2 separate regions of the Mus musculus genome follow, and region 1 is linked to region 2. The links are chromatin loops, found by intact Hi-C in ENCODE. Cell type or tissue: left cerebral cortex. All regions are shown on one strand.

The links. Hi-C counts contacts between places; a loop is a spot of excess contacts. Peaks named below come from ENCODE experiments on the same cell type or tissue, not always from the same donor. Only the 100,000 strongest peaks of a DNase experiment are listed, where the experiment ranks them.
Region 1: a loop joins it to region 2, with 6 times the contacts of the local background. A loop is called at or near these places in 5 of 42 quality-filtered maps.

What each region holds. Positions count from the first base shown.
Region 1 is chr15:60,820,015-60,828,014 of GRCm38, forward strand. Lratd2 (LRAT domain containing 1) reads right to left here and starts at 5,066. Exons shown (of 2, transcript NM_001162926.1): 1 at 4,500-5,066; 2 at 1-3,977. The coding sequence starts at 3,881. The coding sequence ends at 2,949. It overlaps 9930014A18Rik (RIKEN cDNA 9930014A18 gene), which reads left to right and starts at 2,951. Exons shown (of 3, transcript NR_030696.1): 1 at 2,951-4,769; 2 at 7,318-7,348. In left cerebral cortex, CTCF peaks have their summits at 3,089 and 5,149; DNase peaks (open chromatin) are centred at 1,581, 2,247, 2,528, 3,162 and 3 more places; H3K4me3 peaks cover 4,077 bases; H3K27ac peaks cover 2,151 bases.
Region 2 is chr15:59,384,825-59,392,824 of GRCm38, forward strand. The region is part of intron 2 of Nsmce2 (NSE2/MMS21 homolog, SMC5-SMC6 complex SUMO ligase); the gene reads left to right. Among named protein-coding and RNA genes, the nearest start is that of Nsmce2, 15 kb to the left of the region's middle. In left cerebral cortex, CTCF peaks have their summits at 1,603 (motif pointing left), 3,764 (motif pointing right) and 4,585 (motif pointing right); a DNase peak (open chromatin) is centred at 4,592.

The sequences.
Region 1 (8,000 bases), 1.4 Mb after region 2:
TACAAAAGTACGAGTTCTTTCAATACAAAAAGTTGTGTAGCTGAAGTTGTAGGCTCCTTTGACATACATAAGCAGTCTCAATAAAATATTTGCTCGGGTAAGAAAATAGAATTTGTCTGGTTTCTCTTTTTGTACGTGTTCCACGGGGTCTTGCTTATTATCCCTTTCCAGAGCTTCAGAAAAACACTGGAATTAATATTTCTTTCCTTCAAAGAGTGTCCATAATTCACAGTACAAAATAGTTCTATGTCTTATTCCTAAAGAGAGACAAAAATTATTAATATACTTTTTTCCCCCTAAAGTGCCAGATGTAGCCATTGCCAGAACATTAAAGTAAAAAAATGTTTTCCCCACAACACTGCAGTCTTAAAAAGCAAGAGATGACACGACACTGTATCTTAGAGCCCTAAATTGATGTTCTTTACTTTAGAGCAATGGTTCTCGACCGAATCCTATGACCCTTAAATATGGTTACTTTCTCAGGTTGTAGTGACCCTCAACCACAGAATTATTCTGTTGTTACTTCATAACTATAATTTTGCTACTGTTATGAACCGTAATGCAAATACCTAGCATGCAACATCCAAAAGGATCAGGACCCACAGGTTGAGGACCACTGCCTTAGACTTTCTACCCCCTAAGAAAACTTTCAGCGTGTTAGCTCTTCCTAAGTATTACATATTTGGCATTATTAGTACCCAGCAAAACTGCTGGCAGCACATTCCAGAAACCATCGTCTGAAACAGATCAACTTTCAAAGAGGAATGCTACAGGTGGGGTGGACCTTAGGAGTTCTTCCTTTGCAGGTACTTCATATATAACACAAGTTACCTGCTACACTTAGTATGGTCTTTGAGGTCTGAGAAAGAAGGCAAGGATGGGAGAGCCGGGAGAGTTTGCTATTCCAGAGCTGCTGGTGGACAGCCATTCTGATTCCTCCCCTCCTGCAGTCTACACAGCGGGCATCAATTTCCACTTTCACAAATCTGTTAGACATAGGTTTCCCTAAATAATATCCTCTGTGTTTATTCTCTCTGCTGTTCCATGGACAAGACTATGTAATCAAATACCTATGAGCTCATTAAACAGGGAAATCAGATCCATACTCCTAACTAGAAAATGGTTCTCCTCCAATGTCTGAAACCAAGGCTAGTGTGTAGGTAGCTCATCTTTGACATTCAAAGAACAAGGACTTGCTTGGTAAGCATTATAAAAGCAGAAAGAGCATTTGATGCCTTTATAACTAACGAAACCGTTTCATACTGAGGTACTATGAAGATTTAGGCTTATTAAAAAAAGGGGGGAGGGGGAGTTCAAAGATTCCCCAAGCAAGAAGCCCAACAATGACCGTGGCTTCAGGACACTCAAGTAAGATTTTGTTCCAATCTAAGAACTAGTTCCAGTGTTATAAAAACTGGTGGAAGCAGCAAAGGCCTTTAAGTATGCTCAGTTTTTGAAAGCAGTTGACAGACTGCCTATAAGCCCTCGGCAGTCAAAGGTCTGCCTTCGGTTCAGGCACCAGGCTGTCGCAGTCTTAAAGCCTTGTACTAAAGTGCACGGAAGTTCAGTTGCAGACACAATTGCTACCTCTTCAGCCTGTCCGAATGCCGCCACCACCAACCTACGTTTGGGACTGTCATCAAATCTCTTCTGACAGTACTACATGGGATCTGTGTCTGATGCCACCACCCTTAGTAAAGGGTTCTGAATCGGATGTTCTCCAAGCCACAAAGAAATTGGGTACATATGACAAGACTTTGTACTTTAAACTTCACCCATCATGGATGGCAAAGTAACCCTCACCCTACCACAGCAACTGTCTGTCGAGGAAGGGAGACCAGGGAGAGAAAAACAAAAAGCAAAACGAACCCTAGGTCCAGCTTGGTTTTTAAAGGGTTACTTTCACCACTTAGCAAGGGGACAAGGAGAGATTTAATTCTTTCCAGGGTAGCACTGGTTGATTCCCTAGAGGATACTTTATGGGGTGGCACAAGCCAACCCCATCTGTGACCTGCAGATGAACACGCCAAACAGGTTTAATTAGATCAGAGACACAAAGGGCTATTGCCTCCCCTGATAACAACACCATAGCTCTAAGAGTCCACAACAGCAGGCCAAAAACACAGGAGGCAGAATGGCACCTTAATTGAATCCTTTCCCTGGCTGGCCCTTGACAATGATTTACTTGTAACCGGGGGAAGGAATTGGAGTCTAAGCCAAAGACTCCGCTTAGAGCCAGCTTCCCAAGAGGAGGTACTTGGGGATAGGGAGGGGGAGGTAGTGAAATCCTTTTGTAGCCTGTAGCCTGAGTTTGCTAAAGTATTTGCTGCACTTAATACGGGGCTGTTTGGTTTTGGTCTGCTGATCCCAGATCTTGTAGTTTCAGCAGCCTTGTGCCCCGGGAATCCCATAAAAATAAATCACTCCAGCTTCTAGGATCCCAAGCACAGCTCAGCGGGGGAAGCAGATAAGCAGTTCTCCCAGCAGACCCGAAGCGGCTCCTCCCCAATCCTCTCCGGCCTTTGTACCCTGCATCCTCCAAGCTGAGTGTAGTGAGGGATCCAGAGAGACAGAATGCAGGGCAAATGTGCTCTGAGATTTCCCCCAAGCCTGCTTGTATACGAAGGGTTAAATTTGGTCCCAGATCTGATAGGGTTGAAGCCGCAAGCAAGTTCCCACTTTACCCCACCTGGGAAAGGAAGGTGGACTGAGAGGGCCTGAAGAAAAAGCATCCCATGGCCACCCACCAGCCAATCCTACCTGCTCCCTAAGTCCCCTTCCTCCTCCCCTGTCCAAAGCCTGCAGTACATTTCACCAACTCCGCTTTTTCCAAAAGGCCCAGGAATACTAAATGGGGCCCAAGTGTTGGGGGGGGGAGAAGAGCGGGAGGAAGAGGGCGTGGCTGCAGCAAACAGCTTCCTTTTGTAGCTCTGAGCCCAGTTCAAGTATCAGTGCACGACCGAGTCTCCGTTCTCCTCCTCGGAGCCCGATGCTGGGGGACGCAGGGGGGACGGTGTAGTCCGAGTCGCGTCGCTGTCGCCCTCATCCGGCTCAGCCGGGTGCAGGTGCGTGGCGAGCTCCTGTAGCACCGCCGCGCGTCCGATCTGGTCGTTGCGCCGCTTCTCCATGATCAAGTCCTCCAGGCTCTGGAACTCGAGAGTGTGGCTGCGCTGAGCCGAGAGCTGAATCTGCAAACGGTAGGGCTGCTTGCCGATGCGCAGCTCGCCACCGATCTTGAACTCGCGTTTGCCATAGCGGCACCAGGCCGCAAAGCTCTCGGAGTTGCGCCAGCTGAGCTCGCGCTCCTTGGCGCCCACGTGGGCCAGCGCGTTGCGCACTACAGCGCTAGGGCTCAGTGGCTTGTAGCGATACAGATCGTTGACCACGCGGCCGCGCCGGCCCTGGCTCGCATCGGTCAGGAAGCTGTTGCTCACCTCCAGCCGGTGCAAATGCACCACCTGGAAATTGCCCACGTAGACAGCCCAGTGCGGGTATTGAGCCTGCGATACAAACTCCACCAGGTCACCCGGACTGCACTTGTTGAGCAAGTTCTCCGGTGTGTAGGTGCTCAGAGCCGCCGATCCTGGCGCGAAGCTTTTCTGATAGATGCACTCATCACGATAAAACACCGAGCATTCCACCTCGTGCTGCCGCGGGTCGTAGGGCTGCGGCGGGGGCAGGGGAGGCCGATCCCCGGAGTCGGACAAAGCTCCGCCATCAAGCCCCTGGGGCGGTGGCTGAGGTTCCACATCCTCGTCGTCATTGGAGAAAATATAAGAGACTCCGATGCGGGGCCCATCGTCTCGATCCACGCCGGTCGGGTCGGCCGTGGGAACTTCCTTATAACTTAGGTGGGTCAGTTTTTCCACCTGGTTGCCCATTACGCTGTGGACTCTCGTTCACAAGACTTCAAGAGGAGAAAGCGAAACCACCGTCAGAGTCATTGGCACTGGTGCCCGGGCAGGGGCTAAAGCCACCTGTTGGAAGAGAAGACGAGGGAGATGTTTGTAGGTGCCACTCCAGAAAAAGACGTTTGTTTCTTGAAAAAGAACCGGTAGGGGCCCGAGCACCTGGAGCCATTTTAGGAGAAGTCTGGGGGACGTGCTTCCTCGCGTTTCTACACCACTAAGGTCACGATCACTGGAGACATGGCCACTCCAGCTTTCCCCTTCCTCCAGCTATCACCTGGACCCAGCCAAAGCCATTGCATCAGCAGCTCCGACAGCTTCCGCCCGCGCCCTACCTGCCAACCCTGGGCAGGAGTGGGGGAGGGAAGGAAATAGAAACTTTATTCCAATTTCCTTCTCTTTCCTAACTTCCCCTCCCACTCCGGATCCTAACTAGCCCTTTGACGTCCTTCAATGTCTGCACCCCCAAGAACCTGCTAGGCTACCTTGGCGTGGAGGTGGCAGGTGAGCCTCCGGACTAGACTCACCTGCCGCAAGTCACTGCGGCTCGTCGGCCCCTCCCCCGCGCGCCTGCCCTGGGGTTCAGATTACCTGCGCGGACTCTCTCCCCGAGAGGTAGAAGCCCTAGGGGACCGGGAGGGGCACCCTGCCGCACCCGAGACTTCTAGGGCGAGTTCGCAGGTGTGGGCTCCGCAGTGCCTCCTCTCCCAGCGCAGACCAAGGCGAAGCTGGGCTTCGGGGAAGGACGCATTTCTCCCTCGCCGCCCCCCGCGGTTGTGTAGAGCCCCAAGACTTGAAGATGGGGGGCAATGCCTGTTCACGATCGTTGCTGCACGACCCCTCACGCAGATTTCCAGGAAGGTGGGGCACGAGGAGGGAAGCCGAAGGAGCTAGCTGGGTTTCCCGGGGGCCGCAGCTCCCGCTCGGGCTAGGCGAGCAACAAGCGCCGGAGCGGGAGGGACGGGATTGTAGATCCGGCTCGGGGCTCCCGGGCGGGAGTGCAGCCCGTGGCATTTAAAGAGACAGACGTGGCTCTGAGAGCTCCGGTCTTTCCTGTACCCAGCTTAGTCCCTCGGAGCCCCGCCCCCGCCCCGCCCACTAGGGCTGCTCCGCCCTTCCAGGACCGTGCCCCCTCCGTAGCGGGTTTAAATCGGGCTGGTAAATAGTGTACCTCCCACGGGAGCAGGCTTCCTCTACCGCCCTGAGCCCCCTTGCCTTTCTGTTATGCTGAGTTGGGGTTCTGAGAAGTTGGAAGCAAGACGCCACCTGCCAGTATAGAAATGCAAGTGGTGAAATGTTGGTCTTTCTTCCTCTTCTCCTTCCATTTCTTCTTAGATGGAGTATCTAAAGAAAGAGAGACAGACTTTTCTTATCAGAACGTTTTTATAACCTAAAGTAGTCTGTGCTGCAACAGTTCAAGAAACACATCAGCTAAAACCTGTTTCCAGAGCAAGTAATAATTTTGGATAGTAAATAATAATAATAATAATAATTCAGAAAGAGGAAGCAGTATAATACAGGACTTAGTTGACTAGCTCCTCAAATCCCTAATGACTGTTAGGTGTCCCTCCAAGTAAACTCAACATTAACTTCACAGCCTTCTTTGTTTTAGATTTCTTTTCTAGTTGTGAGAGAAAGCATGCAGAAATGGGATGGGGGTGTAGAGTTGCTTAATTGTCCTTAAATTAAAAACAAATTAGCAGAGACTCCTGGTGAATATATTTCCTTCCTCCTGAGGGAAGTGACAGCCTTGTTGGTTATTAACCTCCTCAAGAGGACACTTTCTTCCCTGCTGGGGTCATTTCTCTACCCCAGACCTAAACTACTAAAGTGATTTTTGTTGCTGCTGCTACTACTGCTCCTCCTCCTCCTTCCCCTTCCCCTTCCTCTCCCCTCCTACCCCTCCTCTCCCCCTCCCCCTCCTCTTCCTTCTTCTTTCCTCCTCCTTCTCCTCTCCCCTCCTTCTTCTAAATAGTGGGTCAGAACAGAAATAGACAATCTTAGGAAGCACCCTAGCCAGTTAACAGTGCAATTCAAGACCTGCACCTTGTTTTCCATCGACTGAATTTTTCCAAGTAACATTATTTATTCATTCTGTGCATACCAACCAGTGGAAACAGGAATATACTAACACTACTATGATCCTTTTTAGTTTGAAAGCAGAAACAAAAATCAATCTACTTATGTACCTTTAAGCCAAAACAATCAATATTGTCAAGGCTCTGATGGAAGTTAGTCCTTCAGCAAGCCTAAGATCACAGTATAAGCTACACCAAACGAGAGGTCGGTGTGTATCCTAAAGGTTTAATTTCAATATGTTCTGATTGGCTGGAGATATATGAGGTTAGGAGAGTGGTTCCTGGACATTTGAGTAACGTGCTCCAGGAGCCATCACTCCTACCATGTGAGCACAGAGATGAGTGTTACACATAGAATTTGGCTGTTGAGTGGTGAGACCTTCTGCCAGACACTGTGGGCCAGTTTGCCCCTGTATGACACTGGATGGGCTGGGAAGAGGTGGAGTCTGTGGGAAGGGAACAGTTGTACAGTAGGCTGCTGCTTACACCCTGAGTTCAAGTCCTAAAGGCTGAGAAAGCAGTACTTCTTTGACTCTCTCTTATTATCTCAGCAGTTGCTCAGTTATTCAATTGGCCAATGATAAAGTCCCAGAGGGAGCAGACATCACATCATCTTATCTAGTACTCACTCAGTTAATAAGTGTTTAGTAGATGCTGGAGGGGAAGTTTTCCATAGACCAAAAATCACTCACACACACACACACACACACACACACACACACACACACACAGAGAGAGAGAGAGAGAGAGAGAGAGAGAGAGAGAGAGAGAGAGAAATGACTTCCTGGTTTTATGAAGCAATCAGCAAGTAAGCATGTGATACCTTTGATAGCCATTGTCTGGTGCAGATTTTTTTTTTAATTAATGAATGTCAAGGGCTCAACCTCCGTCTGGCCACATGGAGCACTGGGTCAGAGGTTATACAATGTCTCTAAAAAGGCTTTGTTCATCTCAAATAATTAGTGAATGAAAGTTGAGCTTACCAGTTTTAGTAGAAAAAAATCTAAGACTATAAACCCAATAGTCCCATTACCTAGGATGGTAAGCATTGAAGGGCTGGAGCTGGTGGCTCTGGCTCTGAGGCTGCTCTGAGTGACAGCTTTTCAAAGGTGTGCTCTACAATTGCTTCCCCTCCTGTCCTGTCATCTCACTTAAGGAGGTCCCCCTCCTGGCCCTAGGAGTCTCTCTGCTAACCCCCTTTCCATCCAACAGACATGTATTTCACACCTTATCACTTGATTATGTATAATGTAGCTCATGACTATATGCTATTTCCCACTGTTTTCTAATTCATATATTGACTATTTATGTATTTCTTCTTTGTGGTGCAGAGGACAGAACCTGGGCTGTTGTACATGATAGGTAAGCTTTCTATTGTTTTCTCCCTTTCACATGTTTTGAGATACTGTCACACTAAGTTGTCCAGGCTGGCACTGAATTCTTTGTAGCTAGACTTTCAATCCTCCTGCTGCTACTTCCCAAGGACTGTCCCCAGGTCAACTGCTAATTCAAATATTTAATATTCTTTCTTTTATTTCTATTTTTAATTGATTTTGTTATTATTTTTAACTTATTAATTTTAAGAGAACTTCATTCAAAATCTGTTCCTAGAAGACATATTAGACATGTGCCCATCATAGCATGCATTCATTCTACAAGTTAGCATCATAGCATGCGTTCATTCTATGAGCCCAGCATATACCTTGCTAGATACTCCTGTCCTCCAAGAGCTCAGTTACAGTTGAGGACACAGACTAATAGAGTCTTTAGCACTCGCTGGCATGTTCTATAAGAACAGGAAATAGAAGAGACTGAGGTAAAATGAATCTCAAAACCCGTGGATTGGGCAATGGATAACAAACGGCTTACCATTGGGATTTCATACTGTTGGGTTAACAATATTCTAAATTTGAGAGTTACTACCATTGAGTGGCCTCTCAGATCCATAGCTTTAAGAAGGCCATGTCTTCTTCCAAACTGGGAAGACAGAAAAGCACATATCTGTTTTACTTCC
Region 2 (8,000 bases):
CCCCATAAGAGTTGGTTAGGAGAGATTTTTTTTTCAATTAACATTTTGGCTTAATATAATTAAATATAAAGCATATGTTGTCTATTAAAATGTTACCTAAAATTCAAGGAAATTTTGGTATATTTCCAAATTGTTAGTGTAGCTTTCCATTTTCACAGGCATTTTCCAGAATATAGAATAGCCTCAAAGGAAAATCATAGTCTGTTGTATGTTAAGTCAGTTCCTCATGGCCCAAATTATATAAAAATAGAATTACAAGCCCTCTCAAAATTTTTATAGAAAAATGTAGGTTTTAATTTAAGATATTTTTTTCTCAGTACCTTTTAAAAATTGGCAAATAAGAGTACATATTTTTGGGGTATCATATGGTTCACTACAGACCTATACTGTACAATATTCAAACCGTTTTATGCATATCTTAGACATTATGATCGTTACTTATAACTTGTCAGGTTGATACAACATGATATCATCTGATATTTATTGGATTATGCATACTATATGTATAATGAATACATATATATATCCAGTCAGACATTAGAAAGGATATTAGAAAGGATAGAATTGTGTTAACTATGAGAACATGGGTGGGTCTGGAATGCATAGTATTTGAATGAAATAACCAGGTTGATAGATACTTCGGTTGAGTATTTGTATTTGTACGTTTTATCTGTTTCCCTCGGATTCTGAAGCTCTGAGGCAGAAAGATCATAGTTACTCGGTCAGACAGTATGGTTTTTGATCTGTGTCCAAGTATAGTATTATTAATGGTAGTGGCCATAACCATAAAGTCAGTATGCGATTTGTTTTAGACTTTGAGTATGCTGGGTAGGGTATGTTTTTACTTGGATTCTCACTTGATCCCATCAGCAGTCTCATGACATAGAAATAAAGTTATCATAACTTTCTGAATGAGAGAGGTCTGGCTTAAAAAAGTTAATTACTGTTTCTAAAGCCACAGAATTAGAAATTAATATGGTTCAGATTTAAGCATAGAAAAATGAACCATTATGCTTTGTCATAAATGCTTTGTGGTTGCACATACCTTTAATCCCAACACTGAGGAAATAGACGGGCAAATTTCTGTGAATTTGAGGCCAGCCTATTCTATAGAGAGTTCTAGGACAACCAGGGCTATATAGTAGGACCCTGTCTAAAAGAAAAAATAAAAATAGAAAAAATATGATAAAAACACACTGTATGAAATTCTCCTAGGGGTGAAAAATGTAAGTCCAGGTTGGCCTTCCAGTCATTTTGCTTACCCCACAGGCAGAGTTGACCCATGAATACTCTGCACCTGAGCCTAGACCTTGAACACACAAGACCTCACACAGTGTATGGAATGATTGTGTCAGTCCTAAGAGGAAGTTTACTATAAATTTTTTCCTAGTTATCTAACTCCTTCATTATATTTATATCTATGTCAATGGAGCACAAATGCCATTTTCATGTACTTTATTTAACACACACACACACACACACACACACACAAAATGAGAGAATGTGAGAAAATAAGAATGAGAGCAAGCAGTGGGCCATTTTGTCCTTTAGGAGTTGCCATAGGCGCTTAAAAAATTGGGTGTTATAATTTGCATTCTGTGTGGTACTGCCCTCTGCTGGCTTTTAGTTGTCATTTCCAACAAAGGGAGCCAATAGGAAAATACATTACATACATCTTAACATTCTAAAATTTCTCCAAGTGCAACTGCCTAATATAAGAACAAAATTATTTCTGAAGTGATTATAAAAGTTAAATCAAGATAATGACATGGATATGCATGGATAGCTCCTCCACAATAAAGACTAGTAAGTCGCTGCTGCCTGGGATGTGTGTATACACACACACACACACACACACACACACACACCCCTACGCCTACACATACATTCATACCTACGTGCATGTGTCCACATGTTAATGAACTTTGGGGTTTTGGAAATTTGGAAATTGGTACAGGCAGTGTTCAGGCTTCTTTTGGCAAACAATTACTTGATCTTTTGTTGCTCTGCCTTTCCTTGTATTCAGAGGGTCTCAGTTCTGTAGCTGGCCTGTGTTGTCATGTCCCTGAGGGTAGGGTTCATGTAGAGGCATGTACTTCCTGCCCAGTGCCTGGTCCTGGACTTATATGTTTTAGGTTCTCTGTGAATGCTTATTGAGTGACTCAGTCAGTCAAGCATTTAAAGCATTTGGGTGTTGGAGTCTAAAAGCTGTGGTTGGAGAAGTGACTTCCCCTCTGGATACAGGCAAGTATTGCTCTAACACGCTTCTGCCCAGGAAGCTGAGAGCTGGCTGTTGAGCAGGTATTAGCACTCTTGGACATTCTATAGCAACTTTTTATCCAAGTTCAGCAAAAGGCCAAAAAAGCTAGTGTTTAGTGTAGTATTAGAGTTGCCTACTTCCTGTGCTGGTGGAATTTCCCTACATTGTGATATATGTCTTAGAAACGTGTGAGGTGTGCATTTAACTGTGCTATTAGCATCTTTCTTAATCCTGCCCTGGGATATACCTCCTGGTGTAGCCATTTTCAAAGCTTCTGTTGGGAGAGAAGCAAAGGAGCTACATAGATAAGTTAGGCCCATTCTGCCAGGTGAGAAGGTTCAGGAAGTGACCATCGCTGAGTGAGAGAAATAGCCTTATCCTCCATCTGTCAGTAGGGAACTGAGTCTCACGGAGTTGAAGTAAGTTAAGCCTAGGATGCAGAAAGAGAATTTGAATTTGAACCCAATTACCTGTCTCTAGCTCACACACACCTCTGACCCCTTTTTAACCTCGTAGTAGCTGTTGGTGGACAGCAGTAACCCTCAACAACTGTGTCAGTCAGCTTTGTGTCACCATTACAGAACATCTGAGCTAATTCAATTAAAACAACTTTTTATTGTTTTGGAGGTTCCCATCTATGATCTCTAGGGACCTGTGGTAAGCAGCACATTGTGGCAGGAGCTCACAGTCCCTGCCAGCAAACAAGAAAAGAGGAAGAAAGGGTCAGCATCTCAATTCCCATTCAAGACCATAGCACTAGCAACCGAAGCACTTCACAGTCTTTCAAAGGTTCTACAGCTACCCATGATGCCTTCCACGTGCACCCATTTAAAACACAACAGCTTTTGGGAGCATTGATTATCCAAACTGGAGCAACTGCTCTTAGTGATTTGCCCAGCACAGTCTGCTGTGCTTTCTGTAGTTCTTAATCAGTTTATGGAGTTTGTAGTATTTTAGGTTAAAAATGAGAAAACCTAAGTCAAAATGCTATTTTTTGGATGGGCATAATGGCTAATGAACAGCTAACGTGTTTGAGCTAGCAAAGATGGCAAAGGTCCCTACACTGTCCAGCACAGAGCCTTGTGAGTCTTGTGAGGACAAGAGGCAGTGGGGGAAGGTGTTAGAGATTGTTAAGAGAAGGTTTGAAAAGGAAAAGAGAAAAGCTGTTGGAAATATCAGTGTAGGCCGTTCTTAAAGTGTTGGATTTAACTAGCTGTTTCCTGCGAGTCTGGGCATATGCATTGATAGGAAAAATAGAGGCAAAGTAGTAAAGCAAGTCTCTGATGCTCTCGTGTATTTGAGGTGTGGGCTATAAGCCACATGGCTCTTCACAGTTATTTCTCTCCACAGTGACCTTCTTGTTCTGTACCAAGTGAATTAAAACAGTGGGAACACTGAAGTACACTGTGGGCCTTGTTTTACTGAACCTTGATGTTTTCTAAGTTGATATTTAAGGAATTGTGAAGATTTATGTTCTGCCCTCATGTATGCCTGCTTGCCAGAAGAGGGCACCAGATCTCAGTATAGATGGTTGCTGGGAATTGAACTCAGGATTCTTAACCTCCGAGCCATCGCTCCAGCCCTGTTCCTTGTGTTTTTAGCCACAGTAATGGGCTACCTATCCTTTCATACTGATAGCAGTTAATGCTTTGCTTTTGTTCCATGTAGCTCTTTAATTTAAATGATTTCTTTGTAGGTATGTTGGTTATTTTAATGGTAGGAACCCCTTAAAATGGACTTTCTGGGGACAAAGCCCTCTGGTGCTCATTAAGTACCTTAAGAGTTTGGAACCACTATAATGCATATCAGGTGTCGAACTATGTAAATAGGGTGGTAGATGGCCTGGGGAGGGGGAGAGGGCAGCTCTAGCTCTCTTGAAACTCACTCTGTAACCCAGGCTGGCCTCAGAGTGAGAACTGCCTGCTTCTGCCTCGGAGTCCCAAGCACTGGGGTTAAAGGTGTGCACTACCACACTGGATTTGTAAATGGCTTTTGAGGTTGTTCCTTAATAAGATATGTTTGGATCTATAATGAAAAATGAGTTACTGTTTACAGTTAGAAAATGAGCTCATTTATTAATGAATAAAAATCATTTTAGAGACTTTGCACTTGAGGACCAGAAGTCTCTAACTTGAGAGTGCATCAGAACTACCGAGAGGCCTCATGAAAGTAGATGACTGGTATTTACCTCCACAGTTTCAGTAATTCTGAATAGTGCCGGAATTTGCATTTCCAAGATTCCCAGGTGCTGCTAATAGTCTAGGGACTACTACAGTTTGAGAAAGTTAGACCAGTCAGTCTGTCCCATGCTGTAGGAGACCTGCCTGCCACTAGATGGCATCAGAGCACTTTTTAGAGCATAGTCATTGACCTAAGTCTTAAGTCTCTTGATCAGAGTGAGTGAGTTAGTTAGTTAGTTTGTTTGTTTGTTTATTTATTTATTTATTTATTTATTTGTTTATTTTGGTTTCTCCAGACAGGGTTTCTCTGTATAGCCCTGGCTGTCCTGGAACTCACTTTGTAGACCAGGCTGGCCTCGAACTCAGAAATTCACCTGCCTCCCGAGTGCTGGGATTAAAAGGCATGCGCCACCACGCCTGGCGATTTGTTAACTTTTATAATCACTTTAAAATACATACATATTCATAATTTTGTCCTTTTTTCAGTTGAAACAATGTAGAAGGTTAAAAGTGTGAAACACACTGCCCGTTGGCTTTTTTTTTTTTTTTAATGGAGATTTTATTTCCCTTATTTGAGAATCTTAAGTGTTGGGTACATCAAAACCAATTTCTGGGATGAGGGAAAAAAAACAGAACCCACAATAGAAAAAAAAGTTATTGTCTGGGTCACAACAGAACCCAGAGAATATATTCTTATAATTGAAAAATTATAGGTGCTTCATAAATTGACCTTCTGATACAAAATGACCTATTGAATTTGCAACTTGGTTCTTGGTGTGGAGGTCCACAGACAACTAGGCGGTCTTCAGACCTTAGCTGGATGCCACGAGCGGTTATTTGGCTTTCCACTCTTTTTTTCTTGTCTAAGAGGCAGCAGCAGCAACAGTGCTTCTTTACAGTGTTGATCGGTTCCCTTTTAAAGGGCTCTCGGAAAAGTGTTTTTGACTGTTTTTTTGCCTCTCCTCTTTCTTACCTTGGAGTCTCACTCCATACATTCCAGCTGTGTCACCACCTCCAGATGTTTTACTCACTGATGACCTAAGAGCTAGATGGTTCTCTACATGGTGGTTCTGGGGAGAGGTACTGGCTTGCTCTGTTCTGTGTGCTAAGCTCTCCTGTTCACAGTAGCATGTTTTATTTTGAAATAGCAAAACTTCCTGATTTTTTTTTTTTTTTTTTGGTTTTTCGAGACAGGGTTTCTCTATATAGTCTTGGCTGTCCTGGAACTCATTTTGTAGACCAGGCTGGCCTCGAACTCAGAAATCCGCCTGTCTCTGCCTCCCAAGTGCTGGGATTAAAGGCTTGCGCCACCACGCCCGGCTCTGATTTTTTTTTTTTTTAAACAGACTATGTATAGTACCTAAATACTGTTTGGATTTTTCTAGACCTTTGACAATGCTTTTGCTATTGATTCTTTTGTTTTCTTCTCAGCTTTTTTTGTTTTGTTTTATTTTGTTTTTGTTTTTTTTTCTTGACCTTTGGAGCTGGGGCTTCAGTTAGATTTCAGTGATCAAACTTCGGATAAAAAGGACTAAAACAGATAAAAAGAAGAAAAAAAAAAAGAAACAAACAAACAAGTAGGAGTCACTCAGTAAAAAGCCAGGCCAGCACCAAATCATGTCTCTGGCCATTGGCAAGAACTGATGCTGGCTTAATGCTATGCAGAGATGACAACAGAGGCAGAAGTAGAACTGACATGAGGAGCCTTTTGTGAAGCACTGTAGTCCTCTTTTAATGACATAAAGTTTTAATGTCTTGTGGTCAGAGGGAAGGAGCTTTTATGAGGACGACACGTAGCACAGCTGAAAGCAGCTTGATTCTTCTAGAGATCATTACCCACACTGTTCTTTCCCCGTTACAGACGAAGTCCTGTATTCATGCTGTGCGTTTCTGTATACCATTACTTATGTGTACACGTGCAGCCTGATAAAACTACAGTGTTTGCCACATGTGTAATTTAAAATTTTCTACTGCCCTTCTTTCATAAAATATGGAGGAAGGAGAGATTTGTAATGTTTTATTTAACCTAGTGTATCTGAAACTATTTTTCGGGACCAGAGAGATGGCTTTATGGGTAAGAGGATTGGCTGCTTTTCCAGAGGACCTAGGTTCAATTCCTATAACCCAGGCTATACCACACCTGCTTCTACACTAGACACTACTCATGTCCATAGTATATCCGTAGACATAATGCAGTCAAAACATCTATACACACAAATATAATTTAAAAAGTAAATAAAGATAAAATATTTTTATGTGTCATAAATATGAAAGCTCCTAAGGAGTTCTTTTGACACAGCGTGGGCACTGAAATCAGAATCCTACAGTACACTAGACTCCAGACTAGCCACACTGCTTATGCTTATTGGTCACATATAACACTTTATGAGATGACAAAAGACACATAAGGGTTATTTCACTTCTCTGTGACAGAGTAAGAAATAAGAGATGGCCAAATCAGCTAGATCTGCAGCTCTTTAGCAGTTCTGGTGAGTCTTCCAATCAAACCGGTGGAAGAATGAGACACTCAGTTTCTCCTGCACTCTCCTCTGCTGAAACTGTGGCTAGTATTTTAGGGTTTTCCCCAAATTGTTTAGCCAGCTTAAAATAAAAAGTGCATTGTTTCTGAGGATCCTGTTACATTTGCTTCTGTATAAAATGTTGTGTGTTCATTTGAATCCACATCTACAGTTCTTCATATTTTGTAGCTGATGTGGTAAATCAGTTTCATATGCTGTTGGGCAAGCTGGAAGGTTAAGCCTCTTAACTTCGGCAGCCAGCATATTCTAGTTGCTGTAAACAATTAAGCCTGTCAGCAGTTGACCTTGGGAATGCTAATTTGCTTGTCCCTGGGTGCCGCCTCAGGCCCTGGCTTTCTCTCTGTGGGTGGGAGTTGTGAACCTGGTTTGGAGAAGAACTAGAGGCATTTGAGGCCAGCTCCAAACAGATGTGCTTCTTGCTTCACTTTTGCATGTGACCACAGTTGCAAGAGGCATATTCTTGCATGTTTTTTTTAAGGCCTGTGGAATCAGAGAGCAAAGTTGAAAGGCAGCTTCTTTACCTTTGGATCTGTTCTTGCCCTTCAGTAGAGTCCTCATCTGTCATGGCGAAGGTTGATTTAAAACCAGCAGTCTTTTTCATTGGGGTTCACTGTGCGTCTTAAACTTACAAGAAGAGTTGAAAGCCACCTTTTATCACACACACACACACACACTCCTTGCTTTGTGATTTTTTACTGACAGGGTCTTACCATGTAACCCAGGCTCGCCTCAAAGTTACTACCCTCCTACCTCATCCTCCAGAAGGCTGAGATTACAGGAATCCATAAGCACACCTGGTTTCGTATTCATGGCAGTTATTTTGTGTCTGGTCAAGAATAAGGCGAATAATTGAGGAGAAGGGGGTGCTAGCTGGGAAGTTATACTCACTGAGAAGTTCTTCATGGGCTCTCTGTAAGTGTGCATACCTGAGAGAGGAAGGTTGAGAGTATTTATTCAATTCTAAATTAATTACTGCCATTGTAAACTGGTGACGGCAGCAGTGACCACTTTAACCTGAAG